Linked DNA regions of Homo sapiens: region 1 is linked to region 2. Evidence: read pairs that join two places in POLR2A ChIA-PET (ENCODE). Cell type or tissue: PC-9. All regions are shown on one strand. Each heading gives the region's core, and the rest is flanking DNA. Links, peaks and the distances in the headings are about the cores only. Region 1 has its middle 110 kb from the start of FOXB1. Region 2 overlaps LOC105370839 (a long non-coding RNA gene).

Region 1 (11,437 bases), core at 4,132-6,631, 85 kb after region 2:
TTGGTAGGAGTATATTGGCTAGTTGTCCTGTAGAATGTATGACAATTATGGAATTGTCTGATGTTTGCCCTGCGCAGTTTCATTTATCTTGTTTTTCTACCCCTTGTATGTTCTGAAATCTGGAAGTGAGAGCAAAGGCTTGATTAAATTCTGGTGAAATATTTTTGACAATATTTTGGGTACCTAATTACCTTTCAACTTAAAATGATAAGAATAGGTAATACTTATTCAGTGCTTAATTTATTCAGGGATTTTTACACACTCAACGTGCTGCAATCCATAATGCTTTCAACTATCTCTTTTAGGTAGGTGCTAGTGGTGTTATTCCCATTTTACAGAAGCAGCTGAGCTGCAGAAAAGATAAGTAACTTGCTCAAAATTGCACAGCTAATAAACGACAGACATGGGATTTGAAACTGAGTTATCTCCAAGACTGTGGTCCTTAACCATTCTGCCATGAATGAATACTTCCTGGAGAAATCTGTAATAGATGTCTACATCATTTGATTTCCATAGCACACATTTGAGTTTTTAATTTGGACTTCTAGAGAGCAGAAAAACATTGGAGGTGATGTTTTAGGCAACAAGATGACTACAACAAATGTTTCCATCCAAGAAAGAGGCTATTCATGTCTGTGTGTGTAGTGTATGTATGAGAGTGTGTGTATGTGTGTGTGTGTGTGTGTGTGTGTGTGTGTGTGTGTGTGTGCGCTATAGTCACCATCTCTAGTGAGGAGTACCTGGAGAGATGGGACTACCTGCCTAGAAAAGCAGAGCTGTTGCTTTCTGTCATATGCTGTGACTTGGAAGACCCAAATGTGGCCTACCCATCATAGGGGAGAACTCTCACTTGGGGCAGTATAGCCCAGTGTTACACACACACGTTCTCTACTGAAGGCATGGAGCTGAATGGGGCTCTGCAGATTGACTTGCATTTTATGTTAAGAGAATTTTTCTAGGGTAGTATTAAGTGTGTGAACTTGAGAGCAAGGCTGCCTGTATTTGTAAGTGACACACACAGAGCTTGGTGCATGGCAATCACTCAATAAAGGCCAGCTATTGTTATTGGGATGAATGGCTTTCTTAGCTCAAAAGTGGGTTATGAAGAGAATCTTTGGGCTCTTCTCTGGAGATTAATAAAACCAAGAAACACTGGGCCAGAGTTCTCAATGAGGGTTCTAATACCACCTGCTGGGTGCAACCTAGTCTAGTGGGATGCGGGGTATTCATAACAATGACTAGAAATTCCCCTCCCTCAGCTCCCCCACACGTGTTACACCTGTGTCTTGGGACAAGCTGGTGTTAATCCCCACTCTCCCTGCCAAACAACAAGTGTCTTTGAAGTACCACTTCCTGTGGATCCTTCCTGCTGTGCAGCTCAGTGTCTTGAAAAGAGCTTTGAAGTCCCACTGACCCAGCTTGAATCCCAATCTCCCCACAGAGGAGCTGTGTTACTTTGGGCAAATTACCCAGTTTTTCTGAGCTTCAACTTCCCATCTGTAAAAAAAAGAGACAATACCTATCTCACGGGTCATTGTGAGCTCTTAGAACCAATAATATATGAAACACAGTGCTTAGACCACTGGAGGCCCCCTCCTGTGGCCACCCTGCCAAGACCACTGAGAGCATCTGGGAGGTATCTGGGGGCAAGGAAGTCATCTTTAGTGCGGTCTTTATCAGGTGGAATTGGGACCTCAAAACAGTGAATTTTAAAATCTACTTTCTTCAATCTGCTAAATGCCACCCACCCCCCGCCAACCCCAAATAGAAATAAGCAAAATAATGGGAGCATTGTGAATTACTGAACTAGATGATTCCAGTAAAGGCATAATTTATTCTTAGAGTAAAATGTTTATCCTTTTAATCCTAAAACATGTAAGATTGATCTTTTCAAAAAACAATCCATCTAGAGTAGTCAAATTTATAGAGACTTAAAGTAGAATGGTGGTTGCCAGGGGCTGATGGGAGAGGGGAATAGGCAGTAATGGCTTAATGGTTATGGAGTTTTAGTTTTGCAAAATGAAAAGAGATGTATGGATGCACAGTGGTGATGGCAGCACAGCTGTGTGAATGCACTTAATGCCATTGAACTATACACTTAAAGCTGTTTAAAATGCTAGGTTTTAGGTTGTGTGTATTTTACTGCAATTAAAACAAAAACAAAAACAAAAAACCTTAAATGTTCAAAACGTGAATGCATGCAATCTTAGTTTCCTCAAGCCTCTGAGTCCTGACAAGGAGGCTAGAATGAAGGCACATCTGGCACCGTGTTCTAGATTCTAAAAGCGAGACTCCTTTTCAGAGGCAGCATCCCTGTGTGTGGTCCTCAGCCGCCCACTGTGGTCAGTGATGGGGCATTCCCAGGATCTGGACACTCTTGTTTCATTTCTAAACCTGAGCCCCCTGAAAGGAAGGAACCTGTTTGTTGAGGACTCTGTTAAAATCAGGTTGGGGAGAGTTTTCTGGGAAATAGCTTCATAAATTGTGTGTAGATACAAAACTAACAGGCACATGAAAGATTTGTATTTTGAAAACAAAACCCCAGTGGGATTCTCTCAGCAGAAAATGAAAAGGTCTTCTTAACATTCAGTTGAACTATTAGAGCCATTTTTGCTGTTGCAAGCACTAATGCAGGTATGGCCACTGCCACAGCCCCAGATTGCAGCACAGCAAATTAGCAAGGTTTTAACTTGGCTGCAAATATCAAGCTGGCTGCTTGTCATTATGCAAAAAGGAATGGGGCTGGGAGGGGGACCGGCACGTAGCGGCAAAGCACATTATAATTGTTTAAGCAGGCCCCACAAGTCATGCATTTCAATTATTTGTTCAAAGCAGCCTGCAATTAGGAGTTGCAAACAAGGCTTTTGAATGCAAAGTCAGACAATTAAAATGTTTCATGAGTGCATTAGAGAAAGAAGTTCTGAATTAGCACTTTGAATACACAAGACCTCTTTTTCTAATCTCTAGTCCCTTTCACTCTGTGAAAAAAAGAGAGAGTGAGAGAAAGACATTTTGGGCTGTGGTGGAGGTGATTTGGGTGTTTACTTATTTATATCAAATGCCTGACTAATCCAGGGAAGATTGAACCATCCTAATCGGCCCCTCGTACGTTTCAATGTCTCTTGTTACTTGCCAGATAGTCCTTGTCGAAGCATAATGGCCCAGGTGCCAAACCCATCACCCAAGGGGGTCGTAAATCCCTTTAAGCATCTCTCCTCCTCCTTCCCTCACCACTCCCCATTCTTTCCTTTGAAGAAGCGGGTCTATTTGAACCAGTGATTTGTGACTTTCCAGTATTTAGGGCACAACCCCGAGCTGGTTGCACTAACACACAGGCTGGGGGAAATGAGTACACTGGCCAGTGTTGGGATCAGGGAGGAGAGATTCTGTGTGTTCTGGGGTGCCGATGAGCAGAAGCTGGCTGCTCTGGGTAAGCATGAAAAAGACACTAACCTGCCTTTTTCTTTGAAGGAAGATCTGCTGTTAAACTCCTTTCCCTCCCCCACCTACCTCCCCACCCACACATTCCCTTCCCCAGTCCACAAATGCCGTACTGACATTAAATTTTATTTTATGATGTATTTTAAGAACGCTTTAAAATTCTGATCAGAGGAGACACTTTGAGGAGAGGCGGGTGTATCAAACATAGGGGGAAATGTAAACACTCCTCCTTCAACCTTTTTTCCCTGTTAAATTGTGAGGCTTCCTAAAAAGCATTATTTGTACGAGGCATCAACCATTATTACAAACTAAGTGACTGCAACCCAAAGCACTTTACGTTATTATTCAGTGTGTGAGATTAACCAGGACAATCCTGACAATTTAAGGTGAAAATTGCTAACGTATCAGTTAATGTGTGCCTGTGTGCATGCATGCCTAATTTGAGAGCCTGGTGGCTAGCAGCCTTAATTTATCATTTCCTGACTGTAGCTAATTTATGAAAGATGATTTAAGTAATCCTATTTATCCTTTTATAAAGAAAACACATTTTAAAAATTATCTGGTTCAGGTAGGGAAAAGTTCTTTGAAAAAAACCCCTCTAATATGGAAAATAAATATTCAAAATATGGATATTGTGAATAGTATGCAATTCTTTTCTAATTACTTTGCCTCCAAGCAATCGTTCAGGGTTCAGAACACTGTTAAAATACCAAGTATCTGATAGGATTGATGAGACTTTATGTGATCAATACATTTTATCAGTTGAAAATTTTAATGTTTTTCTGTGGGAAACATTTCTATAGGCCTACCTAAAAATAAGTTGTTTTTCCAATTAGCCCATGCATAACTAAGGATGCTGTCATGAGAAGCATTAAAATCATATCATTTTAATGCTTGAGATATGTAAGTACAACAAAATATTTGTTTTAGTTGGCACAGTTTTTAATATCTTGCTTTTTTTTTTTTTTTACAACTCTGACATTTTAAATCTTTTGAAAGACCCGAAGTGATAAACTGAATCATTCTAGATTGATTAGGTTTTTGTAACCTACTACATTAGTTTTGCTGATCTGTGTTTGAAGGTAGTAAGTGCCATATAAAAAAAGACTTTATTTAAAAATCAAAATAGCTGTACATTCTTTACCATAGGCTTGTCCAAGGTAATTTACAATAGAAAGGGGAGGGGAAGGAAGTCAGCTGTGAGGGAAGCTCTGCGTAAAATCCCACTTAGGTGCAACCTGAGTCTCCTCCCCAGAACAACCTTTAAAAACATCTGTCCTGAATGGGGAGCTTTAATCTGCAGGAGAGACTCAATAAAATAAATGATAGCCAAGCCTCAGTCATACCAGTGGAAACTGACAAATAATAAATTGTATTTGATTTGGTGATTTCTGGATTGCTTCACAACTTTTGGGTCTGCTTATTTATTTACTCATTAGTTTTATGAGTGTTAGTTCTACAGCTGGCTTCTTTTTCTCTAAAGAGGTAATTTAATCAGAGGGTGTGCCTACAAGTTGTACTAACATAACAGGTGTTAAACCCTAAACAGCCTGAAAACTAGCTCTGAGACCTTCTTAAGTTGACTCGGAGAGGGAAAAAGAAACAAGAAAAAGAAAAATACCCCGAAAACATTTCTCTCCCAGGCTGCTGTCACAAGTAGGTATTCCTCCCAAGGGTGACTAAAAGCAGTTGCTCCTGCAGTAAGAAAGAGAGAGGGAAAAGACTGTCCAAGCTCTGCTCTTCTAGAACTTGGAGACTTAGGGTCTCCAATGTCTGACAGGTAACCTAGAAGATGCAGCCAACCTTTTCAGGAGGCAGCCAAGGAGAATCGAAGCTGCTTATCCCCATGTTACTCCCCTTCTCATTGCACATTTTATTCCAATCCATTTCACAATCAAGAGGTAGTGGGAATCTTGCCACTGAAATGCCACCATTTCTGGGACCCAGGGCTGGAAGCCAACCAGCCCTTTGGATATCTCAGTAGGAGGCAGAGAGAAGTTTCTGCTGAAGGACACCAGTACAAACGCCTTTTATGCGAGGGGACATGGAAATACTTCAAATTATCTACCTTCAAAAGCTGAGTGTTTGAGTCGCTACCCAAGAACGGATTCCTGAGTCTGTGAAATGGAAAAACAAAGGTGTTCAGGGCTGGGTAACAGGACGGAGGCTTTTCCCAGCTGTAGAATTCAAGGATGATGAAAGGGAGATGCAATAGAATGTAAAACAAATTGTTCACTGGAGAGTGGAAAATACAGATTTGAAAGTTAAGTGTCTGGAACAAGAGAGATATGAGTCACTGGAATTTACAAGTTACTATAGGAAACAAAGATAAAGAGATCATGAGAGAAGTAGTAACGCCAGTAGCAAAATGGCATTTCGTTAACTGCAAAACTAGATGATGGCAGAAACCGTTCATCAACTGGGGAAAGAGATAGTAATTATCTGCTGTTGAAGACAACAGCAGATAATAGCATTGACATAGGGACCTACAGGAACAAAATTGGGTGTTTGGCAATTATGTCAAATGGGAGCACAGATTTTTCTTCCCCTTCAACATGGTAAATCAGAGAAAATTAGGTCTGGAGGGCACTCAGTTTCCAGTAGGGAAGAGAGGAAAGCTTGGTTTTCCAAGGGGCGATGGTATTCCACCTAGAGGGAAACTGGTTTTCTCTGTGCCAAATAGCAGGGCTTCTTATGTGAAGGTCAAAAACACATTTGGCATTTTGAATTTGTGTGTGTGGATGCAAAATATGTGTGAGGAAAAGTGCATAAATACCCCAACAGCTGCCACCATCAGGCCAAGAAATAGGAGACTGCCAGCCCCCCGGTGTATCCTTCCCAACCACAAATCCGGCGTCCCCCAGAGGTACTATCCCAACTTTAATTCTAACAATTCCCTTGCTTTTCCCTATTCTTTTGTGATCTCTGTATACTTCTCTAAACAATATAGCTTAGTTTTGTCTGTTTTTGAGTTGTATATGTTTATGTACATGTAGATAGAAATGTAGCCACAGTCTTCTTTCAGGTCTAGCTTCTTCTCAACATTATTTTTGTTACTTTCATCCTTGTTGGGTGTAGGTGTAGTTTGTTCACTTCCATTGCCAAATCACATCCCATTGTACGCATGTATCACAACGTATCCATTCTTTTGTTTCTCGGCATTTTGGCTCGTGCCAGAGATTAATAGTGAATCACCATCCCTGTGTTCTGCCGGGCACCTCTTGTTCCTGGGCACATCTGGATGGCTTTGTCAGCCTTCTTTCAGTGAGGTATGACCATGGGGTCTGGTCTGCCCACACACACCTCCCACCTATGATTTTCCATTATCTTCCCCACCCCCCTCCCCCACGTGTGGACTAGAGGTGACCTCTGGGTGTCCTTGGAAACCATGTGTAGAAGACTGGAAAGCCACAAGATAGAAAAAACCTCGGTTCCTGAATCACCGGTAGGATGAGAGCTGCCCAGAAGAACACCCTGATTGGGAGCATCCACATTGGCCTAACATGGGAGTAGGAAATAAACGATTTTATCGTGTCAAATGAATCAGCCAGCTTCACCTTAACTAATATGGAGTTGTTCCACTGTAGGCTATTAAGAACGATGCTGCTATGAAGTCTTGAAAATGTATCTTGCTGCACATAAGTCCATGATTCTAAAGGGTGTAAACTCAGGAGTGGAGCTGCTGGATCAAAGACTCTGCATATCTCCAACTTTATGAGATGATGGTGGTCTGCTTCCAAAATGTACTGCTTCCAGTTTATACTTTCACCAGCAGGGATAAGAGTTCTATGCTCATCAATCCTTGGTATTGTTCTTATTGTTTACTTGTGCCAGTAGGAAGGGAGTGGTTTGTCACAGTGGCATACAATTTGCATTTCCTCGACAACTGAGATTGCTTACACTTTCATGTGTTTATTAATCATTTGGATTTCCCCTTATATGAGGCCCCTGCCCAAGTCTTTTGCCAAGTCTTTTCTTGAGTTATCTTTCTCCTGGTGTGTAAGATTTTAAAAAATACATTCTGAACACTAGGCCCTCATGAATTATATGTGTTGGCTATTGGCTTCACCCATTCTATGGCAAAAATTTCTTTTTGCTTTTCAAATGCTATCTTTGGTAAATATAGTTTAGATGTAAAATTTATCAATTTTTAATTTAAGATTAGTATTTTTTTACTGTCTTAAGAAATCCTTCTCATAAATATTTTCCTATATTCTAAAATCTTTATAGCTCTGTTTTTTACATTTAGTTTTAAAATCCATCCACAATTATTATTTGCATATTATATGAGATAGGGGTTTAATTTCAGTTTCTCCCAAGTGATTCCCAATTTTTCCAGCATCATTAATTGAAAAATGTGTCCTTTTCCCACTACTCTGCTTTGCTACCTTTGTCAAATATCACGTGTTCATATATATATATATAATATAATATATATATTATATATATATTATATATATATATATATATATGAGTCTGTTTTAGGGCTTTCTGTTTTGTCCTAGTGGTCTATTTGTTTATCTCTGCACCAATTCCACAATATCTTGATTGTCATAGCTTTATAATGTCTTAGAATCTGATATAGCAAGACCTCCCAAGATTTCTTTTTCAAAAGTGTCTCAGGTTTTGTAAGCTTTTCGCATTTCCACATGAATTTTATGATCATCTTGAATTATTCCAAAACAAACTATTGAGATTTGAACTGTGATTTCATTAAATCTATAAGTAAATTTGGGGGAAATTTATTGAATTGGCATATTCCTCCAAACATGTAAATCTTTATTAATATCTCTCAGTTGATTTTTATACATTGATTTTGGATCTAGAAACACCCTAAATTCATGTTAATTCTAACAATTTATCTGTAGATTTTTAAAAATTTCTGTTTATACAACCATGTTATACATGAATAATGACAGATTCATTTCTTCCTTTTCACTTCTTATAACTTTTATTTATTTTTTGGTGCTGTATCGTCTAAGACCTCCAGTACAAAGTTGAATGAAAATAGTCCTGGTAAGCGTCCTCATCTAGTTCTTAATCTTAAAAGGAATGCTTTTAATATTTTACCATTAAGTATGTTATTTGCTGTAGGATTTTAATATATATTCCTTTACAGATTAAGGAATTTCACTTCTAATTCTGGTTTACTAAAAATTTAATTATTAAATGTTAAGCTTATATACTGGTATAATCCCCATTTGATCATAATATATTATTATCCTCTTCAATTATTATTGGAGTTTGCTCTCAGATGGTTTTTTAAGGATTTTTTGCATTGATATCATGTGTGAAATTGGCGTATGACTTACCTTTCTTATCTATGGTCCTTGTGAAGTTTTAGAATCTATACTAGTTTCTTATGAGCTGGGGATGTCCTCTCTTTTCCTATTCTCTGGAGGTTTGGGTAAAAAATAAAAATAACTGTATCTTATGTTTATTAGAACTTGCTGTAGAAGCCATCAGATACTAGTGTTTTCTTCATTGGATGATTTTTTTTTTTTTTTTTTTTTTGGTGGAGCCTCGCTCTGTCACCCAGGCTGGAGTGCAGTGGGGCACTCTCTGCTCACTGCAACCTCCGCCTCCTGGGTTCAGGCAATTCTTCTGCCTCAGCCTCCCAATACTGGATGATTTTTTAAACTATTAATTCAATTTGTAATTTTATGAGCATTCAAGTTTTCTATTTCTTTTTGAGTCCAACTTTTCCAAGAATGTCTCCATTTAATGTAAATCATTAAAATATATAGACAGAAAGGAGTTTATAATATCCTCATTCTCTGTTAATCTTTTTTTTTTTTTTTTTTAAAGTCTCACTCTTTCTCCCAGGCTGGACTGTAGTAGTGCAATCTTGGCTCACTGCAACCTCTGCCTCCTGGGTTCAAGCGATTCTCCTGCCTCAGCCTCTTGAATAGCTGGGCTTACAGGTGCCCGCCACCATGCCTGGCTAATTTTTGTACTTTTAGTAGAGATGAGGTTTTGCCATTTTGGCCAGGTTGGTCTCGAACTCCTGACCTCAAGCGATCCACCCACCTCAGCCTCCCAAAGTGCTGGGATTACAGGCGTAAGCCACTGCACCCTGCCATATGTCTCTTTTTTTCATTCCTCATATTACTTATTTGTGTCTTTCTTTTTCTTGATCAGTCTCAGCTGTGGCTTGTCAACCTTTTTTTTTTTTTTTTTTTTTTTTTTTTTTGTGACACGAAGTTTTGCTCTTGTTGCCCAGGCTGAAGTGCAATGGCATGATCTGAGCTCACTGTAACCTCCACCTCCCGGGTTCAAGCGATTCTCCTGCCTCAGCCTCCTGAGTAGCTGGGACTACAGGCGCCTGCCAACATGCCTGGCAATTTTTGTATATTTAGTAGAGATGGGGTTTCACCATGTTGACCAGGCTGGTCTTGAACTTCTGACCTCAGGTGATCCACCCGCCTTGGCCTCCCAAAGTGCTGGGATTACAGGCATGAGGCACCGCTCCTGGCCCTGTCAATTTTTTTAACCTTTTCAAACAAACAACTCTTGTTTTTTGCTAATCTTCTAGATTGTATATGTCTTTTCTATTTCATAAATTGTCACTTATCTTTATTAATTCCTTCCTGTTGCTTTCTTTGAATTTGATTTGCTATTCTTTTACATTTTTTAGGGCTATTAGAAGGAAATAATAGTGGCATCATCTGTTCTCTTGTGGGTTGAGAGGAGATGAAGTCCTGCCCAGCATGAACTCTCATTAGAAGTTGTACTAATGGAAGAATCATAAGTGCCAGCATTGGATAATTCAGATGACATTTATTTTTAGTCTTAGAACAGAATACAGTTTTCCCACTACAGTTTAGGAGTCTGGTTGTTGATAACTGCTAATGTAAGAAAATTTTGAAATTAAGAATTAAGAAACTTGGGACTTAAGGGGGAAAATATGACTAGAGAGCCAAGAGAGAAAACACCTCTATAAAATCCCACTAAATAGTCACGTATTCACTAAACTAAAACAACGGATATGACATCTTCAACAATGGCAATCTCAATGACATCTTACATTTTTCAACTAGTAATAGCGAAATTGTATGATGGGTTTCCAGTGATCATTTCTTGTTCTGTAGAAACCTTTTCAGTTTCAGTAGAAGACTTGTAAATTCATTGTGTGTGTGCGTGTGTGTGTGTATTCAGAGGTATGCATACTAAACAGTCTTTTTGCTTGAGTCTCATACTTCTCTTAATGCCCTAAGCTTTTCGAATTTAATGTTCAGGAATTATTGAGTTCACCTTTCAACAATTGTTCTTATATTTATCACTCCAGAGATATTATTGGAATACATTTGTAAGCCCTTCCTGCCTGCCTGCCCACCTTTTCTCCCTTTCTTCTTTCCTCTCTTTCTTCCTTCTTTCCTCCCACAAAGACCTATTCAATGCTTACTATTCAATGCCTGCTGCTTACTCTTCCGGCATTGTTCAAGGAATACAGCAATGAACAAAACAGAAAAAAATTCCAGCTCTTAGGTGGCTTATAAATCTGGTGGGAGTACACAAACAGTAACCAAGATAAATAAATAAAATATAAATGTCAGATGGTAGTAAGTGCTATGGAGAAACATAAATCAGGTAAAGGGGGCAGAGAGTGCCAGGGAGTGGAAAATGGAATTTAGGGAAGTTTGCAATTTAGATAGTGTAACCAAGGAAGATCTCACTGGGAAGGTGACATTTGAATAAAGACTTGAAGGAGAATGAGGAAGCAGCCATGAGGCTCTGGGGAGGCCAAGGTGAAGAACATTGCAGGCAAAGAGAACAACAAGTACCAATGCCAGGCCCTAAGTCCTTGTAGGCCACAGTAAAGCTTTTAGTTTAAGGAAAATGGGAAGCCAAGGGAAGATTATAAGCAGCCAAGTGACATGATATGGCTTATCCTCCAAAAGTTTTACTCTGACTGTTGTGTTGATAATTTTTGTATTTTAGTAGATGGGGTTTTACCGTATTGGCCAGGCTGGTCCGAAACTCCTGCCCTCAAGTG
Region 2 (11,437 bases), core at 3,773-6,272:
CAGGGAATGGAAATGAAGAGCCTGTAGGACAGAGACAAATCTTTTTCTTAAGTCTCTTGCCTCTGAATCTCACCTCTTGCTTTGTACACTAGGCTGTCCTGCCTTATGACCATACATTCCTGTATTGTTGCTGGTAATTTTGCACAAACACTCTCACCTCTATTTGGCTCTTTAACTGCATCATAGTCTAGGTTGATTTCATTAGGGACCATGATGCTGTGGAAAGAGCATGGGGCAGAGGGTCAAGATTACTGTAGGTGTATTCCAGGTCTGCTATTATCTTGCATGAGTACTTCCCTTGTGTCCTCACCTCTCTGGACCTCAGTTCCTCCAGCTGTTTAATAAACACTTTGATGAACACAGTGGTTTTCAGAAAACGGGTTCTGTGGCAGTGCCTCAGCCCCCTCCATCAGAAGGGTCTGCTTTTATCTGTGTCAATATATTGGTTGTATATACAAAGATGGTATTTGGGGAAAAAAAGGGATTCTGCTGCCACAAACAGTTTGAAATGCTCTGGGCAAATGATATCTAAGATCTTAGTCTAAAATCCCATGGTTTTAGTTGCTAAAAACAATGAGAAACCTCAGAAAGAAGAAACTGTGTTTAATATATCCTCACCTTCCCTACCTCCTAAGAAATGCTAAAAAGCAAAGGATAAATGACTTTTCATAACTAAATAGGTAGTAATTGGGTTTCTGAAGATTTGGTCTCTTCTACATAAAAAATTAAGAGCCGTTTTAATCAATGTGGTGTGGAGTGGAATGATTATAGAATTCACAGATGCGGGTTCAAGTTCTGGCTCTGGCGTGTGCTGTGTGTGGCTTCCCCAAATCGTTTTACTGCCCTCAGCTTTGGTGTCCCTTGCTCAGCCTGCCTCCCAGGATTGTGAAGTAGAAATAACTGAACTGAAAGTGCTTGTTAACTCTGGCAGCTGCTAAAATGTTAACTCTCCTTTTATGGTTGCTTTTAACATAATGATAAAATTCTGATGGGTACTTGTAAGATTTTCAAATCTTCGACTTCTGGGTTTTAGACATTTTTCTCCAACATGCTGCCGTGGTAGGGATGTCTTGGAGTTTGTTCCAACAGATAGGTCTTTAGTTAACAAAGAGAAGAGGGGTGGGTGTGTGTGTGTGTGTGCGCGCGTGTGCGTGTGCGTGTACATGTGCAGGTGTTGTTATTGTTGTTGCTATCCAGGCTGACAAATGGGTTTAGATCCAGACTTCCCCCTGCATTATTAATGAAAAATTTCATATCACCTGAGGCTAGCCTAGTTCCTTTCACGAGTCTTTGGCGACTAACAATCTCGCTGCCATCTGAAAAGAAGTCTGCCAAGCAAAGAATCTCCTCCCTCCCGTTTCCCTTAAGAAACGCTTTAGCATGGCCAGCACACGACTGCTACAAATGAGGTTTGAATAAAACACGGTGATAAATAAGTCAGCGTCTCCCTACACAGATTGCCACTTGTTTAGGGATTAAAGTATCGATTTCTGAATGTTGCTGAGATTTAGACATGGGTTAATTAAACATTTACATATATGTGCCGAACAATATATTGCATGGTACAATAATGTGCACTTTAATCAGAAACCGTGGGTGTTTGTATTTGCTTTTTCCATGTTAATTGGCACCATGCTGGCTCAGGCTTAGGTATTTGGCTAGATGGAAGAAAATAGACATGGTGTTTTAAATATTTTAATTAGGACCAGCAGTTCTCAGCTCCCTCATTTCTCATTGGATTGTTTTTCATGCATGAATAAATTAGCTAGCATGGAAGTACTCTGTAGAAAGTGGTTGCCCTCTGGCCATAAAAAGAGTCCTGTTCATTAATACTTTAATGAAATTAGCTGTGAGCAAAATATTATTCCTTTTAACTGTGTTCTAATTTCTTAATTTTAATTAGGCACATAATTGTAGGGTGCTGAAATTATCTTCATGTTCAGCAACTAAAGTTCCATCATCAGGAGCCCATGGTTGAAACACCACACACTCTCAACACGTTCCAGCAGGAAATGTTCTGTCCAACTTTTTTTTTTTTTTCATTAGCTTCACCAAAGATCCCCTTCACCCCTCCGTTTGCCACCATGATGCGATATTTCAAAGCTCCTGCTCCTGAGTCAGGCCATTGTAATGAAGCTGTTGGACTTTGGATCCATTTAGGAGTGAAGCAGTGAGGTTTACGAAGAATCTGGTCTGCTGGGTTTCTTTTTTCCTTTCAGTTTTTGTGTCCTCAGGCCCCCATCTATGTATCTGCACATGTGGTTTTATTTTAGAATTCTCTGTAGGTGCCTCTGTCTACAATTGATAATGTTATTGATTGGTTCAGATGGGATCTGCGAACTCGGCGAGGGCAGGGGATTTTTCCCCTCTCCCATCCCGTTTGCGGTACATGGGTTCTACTTTATGCAAATATAGTTGTTGAATGCGTGATATTTAATGGAACTCTTGATTCCATAATGCTGCAAATTCCTGTTATAAGTTGTGGCATTTTAAGAGTCCACAGATAAATACCAAAACAGAATTTCTGAGTTTGATGGGAGAGTAATCTGAATTTGCTGAGTTTTGATTTTAGAAGAAATAGTGTGGAAGCTGAATTAAAATGTGAGTGAGAAACTGAAAGCCTATATACATTACTTCATATTATTCCTCAAAATTCAAACTGAGATCTTTCATGACATGTATTAGATATGTATCATTCAATAACTACTGAAAAACTAAAAATGGATTCAATAATTGTTTGTAGCATTCTTGACTGACCATTCCCCAACTCTTAACATTACATCATATACCTAGACTAATAGCTTTTGAGTGAATTGAGAAAGGCAACTGTCTAACTATTTAAATATTTTATAGGTATTAATTAATATAGGTAAACATTGTGTAGTTTATCAAATATACTTTTCATTTCCATCAGAAGTTACATATTTGATCTGATATATAAAATAGTAATAGCTGTCTCAGTCTTATTGGGATTATTAAATGAGATAAACATAGATAAGGCACATAGAACTGTACCTGACATATATTGAGCAATCAGTAAATGTCAGATAATATTGACATTAGTAATACTTGCATATAATATAGATTGCCATTTTGCAAACTATCTAACATTATACACTTTTATAATGTGTACAAATCTCTCTTACTATGATTTCACTTAATTTAACTGCATCTATTTTGTAAAAATAGAGGTCAGATATCCAGTTTTATAGAATGAGGCAAATCTCATCCCACCTAGTCACTTAACAAAACAATTCCATGAATGAGACCATATCTCAGATTTAGCTTGATGCTTATCCACACCAGATTTCAGGGATTGCAATTACGGAGTATGTAAAATGCACTGAACACAGTGGGGGGTGCCAGTGCCCATCACTCAGGCCCCGCTTTCCAGTCCTAAGGTAAACAGGATCCCAAAGTTGCTGCATGTTCTTCCCGCGTGTGTTTTCACCTTTTACCGTTTATAAGTTAAAAGGAAATAATATATTGTGATTTGGGCAGATTTCAGTTTTACACACAGAAACTTACAAAATTTTGGCAATATTTTAAGGTGAAAAATATGAGAAATAATAAGAAAAATAAATTACAAATTGTAAAAACTGACAAATATCACAAAAATTTGGAAAAATAATAGTATTTGTGTTAATTAACTATTTGACATACCCCTGTTAAATTTTTTCTCCAGGTTTTTGGCTGCATACTTTATGTGAAATGATTTAATATTTTCTGTATAGTTTTCTTAATTTTTTTTCTAAATAGATATTGTTTCCTGAATGTTTAGACAAATATCATTACCTAAGTAACAACAATATGAATACAAAGATAATTTTTTCCCTTTAGCATTGTTGATCGAACGTTCATATTCTTTTATTTTATTTTTGAAATGTGGTCTTACTATGTTGCCCAAGCTGACCTCAAACTCCTGAGCTCAAGCATTCCTCCTGCCTCAGCCTCCTGAGTAGCTGGGATTATAGGTGTACAATGCAGCATCAGGCTTTTTTGTCGTTGTTGTTCTTAATAGTAGAAATTTGTAAAGGATGAGTCTGTACACAGAAATACTCATTTGTTTTGTAGTGCTGCTACGAGTTTTTGCCCTACAAACATAGGAATAATGAGAAATTCTATTTTGGAAAGTTTTCCCCAAAACAAAATAAAAGCAGTGTGTTTATAATTGTATATGCTATATTATGAGTCCATTCCTAAAAAGAGAGCTTTGTTTTCAATTGGCATCAGTGAAAACCGAATCTCCCATTTGAAATTTTACATGTCTGATGACTGAGTTTTTCAAAGACCAGCTTCTGATTCCATCCATTTCAAATATGGCCTCTTTTGGATCATCTCCACACTTCCGGTTCTTGGTGCTGTAGAACACAATTATGTCTTGATCACGCCTTAGGGAACGCACCTTTGATAGGTAGCAGGAATATTTCTGGGGGCAATTCTTGCATTAGATGGGTTATAAAGCACATGGATGTGTCCCATAAAACCTAAACTAAATGTGTCCATAATTAACTTCTCCTCAATCAGATCCAAAAAGTGCCCCTGGTCACTCCAATGCTACATGATATGAAGGGACAGGAAATTGTTGAAGTTGGTGTGAGAAGCGACAATTGTCTTAACCAAGTGTGGCTAAAATATTTTACTTATAAAAATTACAAAACATACGGCCATGTGAACATGTTGCCAGAGCCCCTCCCAGGGGCTTGAAAGGGGCCTGAAGCTTATGTTTGATTAGATGAGAGCAATTCTGGCTCCAATAGGATGTTGACAAATTCTAGATACTGTACTTATGTTTCTGCAACTTTCTTTTATTTCCCAACATTGAGCTTTTCAGATTCATCATTATTGATACAGGTTAAGTCTAGTTTATTCATTTTAATATTATGCACTATTTCATTTAATGAAGATACCACATTTCATTTTCATTTTCCTCTTGATGGCCTTTAGGTCATTTCCAGTGTTTTACCACTACAAATAATTTACTGAGTAAATATCTTAGTACATGTCCCCTTTTGCACATATGTAAGAAGACGTCTAGAGAGGTCGCATATTATAAGAATTAAGAATATGAATTCTGGCGTCAGTTTGCTGGGTTTCCTTGTTAGCTGTGCCATTAACTAGTTATGTGACCTTAAATCACTTAACCTCTCTGTGCTGTGAGTACCTTGCTCATGGAATTGTTGTAAGGATTAAATGAGTTAATATATAAAACATTTAGAACAGGGCTTGGAACATAATAAACCTGTGTGAGGGTTTGTTTCCTTATTTACCAAGGAATGACATCTTTGGTTTATAAAACATGCACATATTAAACTTTATTAGATGTTGACAAATTACTCTCCAGAATTGTACATCTTTATGCTTCTCCTCACAATGAATGAGAGTTCCTGTCATCTTGTGTCATTCTCTACATTTGTATTGTCAGGCTTTTAGAGTTTTTGACATTCTGATGGTATGAAATGATATCTCATTGTTGTTTTAATTTGCATTTCCCTCATTTTTACTGAAGTTGAACATCTTTTCCTATGTTTTTGGCTGTTTGAGGTTTCTCTTTTGTGAATTACTTGTTCATAGACTTGGCTTATTTTTCTTTTACATTGTTTGTCTTTTTCTTGTTGATTTGTAGAAGTTCTTTATATATTCTGGGTATTTCTTAATCGGTTCTATGCATTGCAAGATTTTTCTTCTGGTTTGCGGTTTTCCCTTTAAATTTTGTTTGTGATTTTTTGTTAAAAGATTTAAGTTTAATGTACTAGAATTTATTAATCTCTTCCAATATAATTAGTTATTTTGTGTCTTTGAAAATTCTTTCTATACCATTAGGTCCTAAAAATATTCTGTCTTATGTGTTTTTACTAAATGTTTTAAAATTTTATTTTTTCACATTTAGTCTTTAATGTTCTTAAAATTAATTTTATATACACTATTAAATTACGGTATAAATAAATACTACTTTTTCCATGTAGACAGCTGGTTGTCCTCATACTATTTGATGACTTCCTTTCCCTCATTGCCTGGTTATGCCTCCAAGCTCCCATGTACTTGGATGGGGAGGTGGAGGGTGTACTCAATTTCTGGCTAGCTATTCTGTTTTGCTGATCTCTTTATTCCTGAGCCATAGCATGCTTTTTAATTCCTGTGGATTTATAAGTCTTTGAAGTCTTAACTTATATTAAGTCTTTAAAGCCTTAATTTATAATAAAAGTCTTTCAAGCTGGTAATCTGAGTTCCGCTTGTCCTTATTCTTTAAAACTGTTTCAGCTATTTCATAGTCTTTTACTTCCATATGGATTTTAGAGACAGCTTGTCAAATTACACACCCACCCATGTCCCTATTGGGAGCTTTGACATTTTACTGTATTTAGAGATAAACTTGAGTGATAAGTGACATATTTATGATATTGACTTTTCCCTCCATAATCATTATACATCATATATACAAATCATTACACAGCTTTTTACTCATTTAGGTTTTATTTTCTGTCTTTTAACAGTTCTACACTTCTATCCACAAAATTCTTACACATAGTTTTTTTTTTTTGTATTTTCCATCTTTGTTTGTTAATCTGTACTTTAGATGGGGTATATATTTTTAAAGACAAGTTTCTAGTTCTAATATTCTCTTTAGCTATGTCTAATCTGCTCTTAATTCATTGAATTTTTAATTTCAGTTATTATGTTTTTGGTTTTGCAATTTCTGTTTGATATGTTATTTTAAAAATTAGCTTTCTAGTTATCTCCTGAAATGCCCTATCATACCATCTAATTTCTTAAACATATTAGTCCCTTTAAAGGAACATGTTCTCTCTCTCTCTCTCTCTCTCTCTCTGTGTGTGTGTGTGTGTGTGTGTGTGTGTGTAGAAAAGGAGTGTATGAACTATACAGATATTCCTGAAAGTAGGAATTCTATTAACTCGTCATTAGAGAGCAACAGGCATTTCAGGGTAATCAGAAAGAAGATGAAGTTTAAAGAGGAGAACCCATTGGACTTATGTATTAAAATCTAAGTAAACATTCAAAATGTTAATCAAAGTATATCGTCTTTTTAAAGTTAGGATATTTTACTCAGGGTTTATGAGGTACCTACTAAACTGGACAATTCATGAGGATGGGTTTATGTCTCTTTTTTGAGGTCACCAGCGCCTGGAATAGTGTCTGGCATATGTTTCATGCTCAATAAAAGTTTTAAAATTGAACTGAATTAATATTCCAATAAAGTTACCTTTTTGAAACACATCCTGACTAATTAGGGATAGACATCTGGAAGGGGATTTTGTGGTAAGTCTAGAATGTAAAGATTTTTACATATAAACAAATGTGCTGCTGAATTAATTTTAAAAACTGTATTCATCTCAATAGAAAACATTCAAAGTATTGAGCCTATTTATTTGATACATAAAGGCAGGATGGAAGGGAGGATGAGAGGAAGAGAAGGAGGAAGAATTCAGGTGGGAAAGTCCTGCAGTGAACAGTTTGTCCCTCCTGGTCAATATAGTTCAGACTTGTTTAAACGCTTAAATATTCTCTTCTGGTTTGGGGTTGGGGTATGATATAGCTGCCACAAATTTCTATGGGTTTCAGTACAAAATGGCCACATAGGTGTGACCCAGATGAAACCATGTAGACTATGCTATTAGGTATTTGCATTTCAGGACAGTCCCAACTGATTATCAGAGGAGAGAGCTGGGCAAGGTTGAACATCTGATTAAAGTGCACATTGCTCACAGTTTTCTACTGCATGAGTTCCAAGTGGTGCCTACTCTAGGTGTTACTGCTACAGCTTTCCTAAGACAGCTAGTACAGATGGCTGTAGTTCTTGATTATTCCTCCCTTTTGGGAACTGGATTCAGGTTGGTTTGCAATTAAAAACAAAACAAAACAAAACTAGTCTTGATAAAACTTGGGAGCAAATTTCTGCCTTTTCATAGATTGGCCCTAGAAGCAAGAAAGCTAAGAGATTTGTCATTTCCACTGGCCAATCTAGTTTTGCTATATAAACAACTTAAAATATAATGTGCTGTATGGTCTGGGACTATGTGACATGACCATAGGGAGTGTTTACTTTTTACCTGTGGTCAGTCTTCCATCAACCTGAATACTCTTAGGACTCAAGATGGAAAGACTGGAATCACATAACCTCTAAGTCATCATTCATCACTTGGCCAAGCAATTGTTTCTGATTGAGCAAGCAGGAGTATTATTTATTGACAGAAGTAGTTGGGAAGAAACAATTTTGATAATGTCAAAAAACCAGCCTAGGATTTAAATCATCTAGGGCTCAAAATGTAGAGAAAATTTTGGTCTATCCATCGCTCTATTTATTATTTTCTCTTGATATCAATTTCTCTCATTCCAAAATGAACCTAAGAGACTTATACAAATGCATACACACAAACACATACACACATTCGTTTCTATGGAAAAACTGGAAGATGATATATATAGGTATATAGATAAGCATAGAAATAAGATGGGAAGACTATACACCAAGATGTTAACTAATGCAATCTCCCCAGGGTGGGATTCTAGATTATTCTTATTTTCTTCTTGTTTCTGCAATGAATGTGTATCATATTTTAAACAAGAGAATAAGTTACTATATAATGAATAATTTTTAAAAATAATTTCTTATAGAATCTTATAAAATGAGAAATAGCAATGTGTTCAAAGTTACATATATCCACTCAATAAAACAAAAAAAATTTTAAAAGAGAAAATAAGAATAGGAAAGGTAAACCGAGAAGAAGGCTGAGTTTAGCCATAAAGAGGCAGGCTGAGAAGTGTGGTAACTTGGTGAAGGTGGGGCCTCAAATGTGTTGTTGATGGTGGGGTACAGTGACTCACGCCTGCAATCCCAGCACTTTGGTAGGCTGAGGTGGCCAGATCACTTAAGGCCAGGAGTTCGAGACCAGCCTGGTCAATATGGTGAAACCCCATCGCTACTAAAAGTACAAAAAAAGTAGCCAGGCATGCTGATGCCTGCCTGTAATCCCAGCTACTTAGGAACCTGGGGCATGAGAGTTGATTGAACTCCGAAGATGGAGGTTGAAGTGAGCCAAGATTGTGCCACTGCCCTCCAGCCTCAAGTGATCCACATACATGTCCCCACGTACACTATGGCTTCCCTCCAACTCCTCCTCCATATGATAGCCAATGATCTTAAAAATTACACATCAAATCGTGTTGCCACTGGGCTTCCTGCTGCTGTCCTTACCTCCTTTAATACATGTCAACGTGGCAGTCAGAGTGATCTGAAGACTCAGTTGGATTATGAATGTCACTAGTGACATCCTTTCAATGACTTCAAGTTTCTCTTTAGACAAAGACCCCAATCTTTACAGTGGCCTAAAAGGCCCTTGGTGACTGGGCCCTGGCCTACCTCTCAGCTGAGTTTCTGCCACCTTCCCTTTATGCAGCAGGTGTGCCGCCCTGTGTGCTGTCTTACTTCCAGTCCTTTGTGCTTGCCACTCCCTGTGCCAGGAGGGTTCCCTCCTTCCTTCCCTTTATTCCTATTCATTTCTCTTTTATTAATAGTTCAGCTCAAGGGTGGCAAGGAGAGGATCAGGAAAAATAACTAATGGGTACTAGGCTTAATGCCTGGGTGATGAAATAATCTGTACAACAAACCTCCAAGACACACATTTACCTGTGTAACAAACCTGCACATATACCCTGAACTTAAAATACTAAAAGTTTAAATAAACAAATTTTTAAACCTTGCCCATCTTTGAAAGTCTTCCTAAATAAATATGCAAAATTAGCTTGGAGAAAAAAAAAATAATCAGCTTCAAAATCCAGACAAAGCGTGCTCCCTCTTTTATAATTATGAACAGGAGCCTATACTTTTCCTTCCACGAACTCACCACAATGAATAGTTGATGTTCATTTGTGTAATTGTTTCATGCATGGTGCTTCCCATCCCAAGACAGGCTTCATGAAGAAGGGAAATCTTGTTCACCATCATATCCCTTGTGGCCACAATTCCTAAGTACATGATAGGAGCTCAGTAAATGCTTGTTGAGTAAATAAATGAATGTCTTAAAGATTTCATTGGAAGATTCTTTATTTATGCCTCTCTCCCTTCTACCTTGAATCACTAGTTTGAAAGTAAGTTCAAGAAGGAAATTACAAGCCTGCTCATCTCTGGATCTGGAGGTCTGGAGCATCTGTCTGAACAAAGAATGGGGATTGTGGTTGCTGAGCAACAAAATAAAAAAGTCCCAGAAGAACACAGCTAGCAACATCCCCAGGTCAAATTCTTGGATTTTGGATTCAACACTGTTTTCTGTTTATAGCTTTAGCTGCTTTTGGAATGGGGACAATTTGCCTCTGCTGTGTCCTCTTCTTGGCACAATTATTTCAACCTTTAGAGTATTGCTAGTCATTGCTAGTCTGTTTTGAAGGGAGAGAGGCATGAACTCTAAAATTACATCAGTTATACCCGGAGTTCTTAAAGGAAAAGAAACATGGAATCATTGGATGAAATCGTGTAATGGTGAATAAAGAAGGTTGAAAAATGTATGTAAGAACATTTATCAGTTAAAAAAACCAGTGCTCTTCAGAGTACTTAGTTTTCAGCATGGGACTTTAATTTCATGATGATCCACCTTTTTTGGTTGCCTTCTCCTCCTCCCCTTCCTCCTCGTCTTCCTCCTCCCCCTCCTCCTCGTCTTCCTCCTCCCCCTCCTTGTTAGTGTGACTGGAAAAATGTTTATGTACACGATAAAAATACAAATTTGAACCTCCAAATTTGTCTCTGAATATTAAGTGACAAGATGATGTGCAGTATTTTTCAGAACTACCTGGGGGAACACAACTATTCTGTTACAGTTAATAATACTTGCAATTCTGTTCAAAACCACTTTTAAAAACCTGATAGCTGCTTCATGGGGTGACATTGTCTTCCAGCTTATAGTTTAGAATTCTTGGTTGAGTCCATGCTTGCAAAGTAGCTATTTGGCTTATTAATTTAACCATTCGTGCTTACCAAAATCATCTTGAATCCATGGAGGTGTTCTCATGATGTCTTTAAAGACATACTTCTAAAATTTGAAATAAACCTTTCATTGCATGTATACCATATAATGACATTTTATGTTGCAGTATGTAATAGAAATAGACTAGAATGCATGTAATCATCATAAGGCATACTTTTTGTTACCAGCCCTTAGTTCCTTTTTCCAAGTGGGTGGAGACATGCAAACGTGTGTGGAAAGGGAAAAGGAGGGGGGCAGAGATTGGAGTGGAGATTAAGTTAGAGAAGAAGAGGGAAGGCTTGGGGCAATTGTGCAAGTTTGGGAAAGGAAGCTTTAAATATTGAGGTCTGGAGCAGGGTATTTTCAATCATTTAGTCAAGCAATAATGATTGATTCTATAAGAGGCACTATGCTGGTAAATTTAGAAGTGAAAAAGGATCATGATGCTTAGCCTTATGAAG

The links. Peaks named below come from ENCODE experiments on the same cell type or tissue, not always from the same donor. Only the 100,000 strongest peaks of a DNase experiment are listed, where the experiment ranks them.
Region 1: POLR2A ChIA-PET joins it to region 2 with 6 read pairs; 2 of 35 experiments call an interaction of 5 or more read pairs at or near these places.

What each region holds. Positions count from the first base shown.
Region 1 is chr15:60,110,187-60,121,623 of GRCh38, reverse strand. No RefSeq gene overlaps it. Among named protein-coding and RNA genes, the nearest start is that of FOXB1, 110 kb to the right of the region's middle. RefSeq lists enhancers at 806-1,495, 1,496-2,186, 2,877-3,567. In PC-9, for the core only: no CTCF peak of the experiment used is centred there; a DNase peak (open chromatin) is centred at 5,673; H3K27ac peaks cover 1,392 bases.
Region 2 is chr15:60,194,620-60,206,056 of GRCh38, reverse strand. The region is part of intron 2 of LOC105370839 (a long non-coding RNA gene); the gene reads right to left. Among named protein-coding and RNA genes, the nearest start is that of FOXB1, 200 kb to the right of the region's middle. In PC-9, for the core only: no CTCF peak of the experiment used is centred there; no DNase peak of the experiment used is centred there.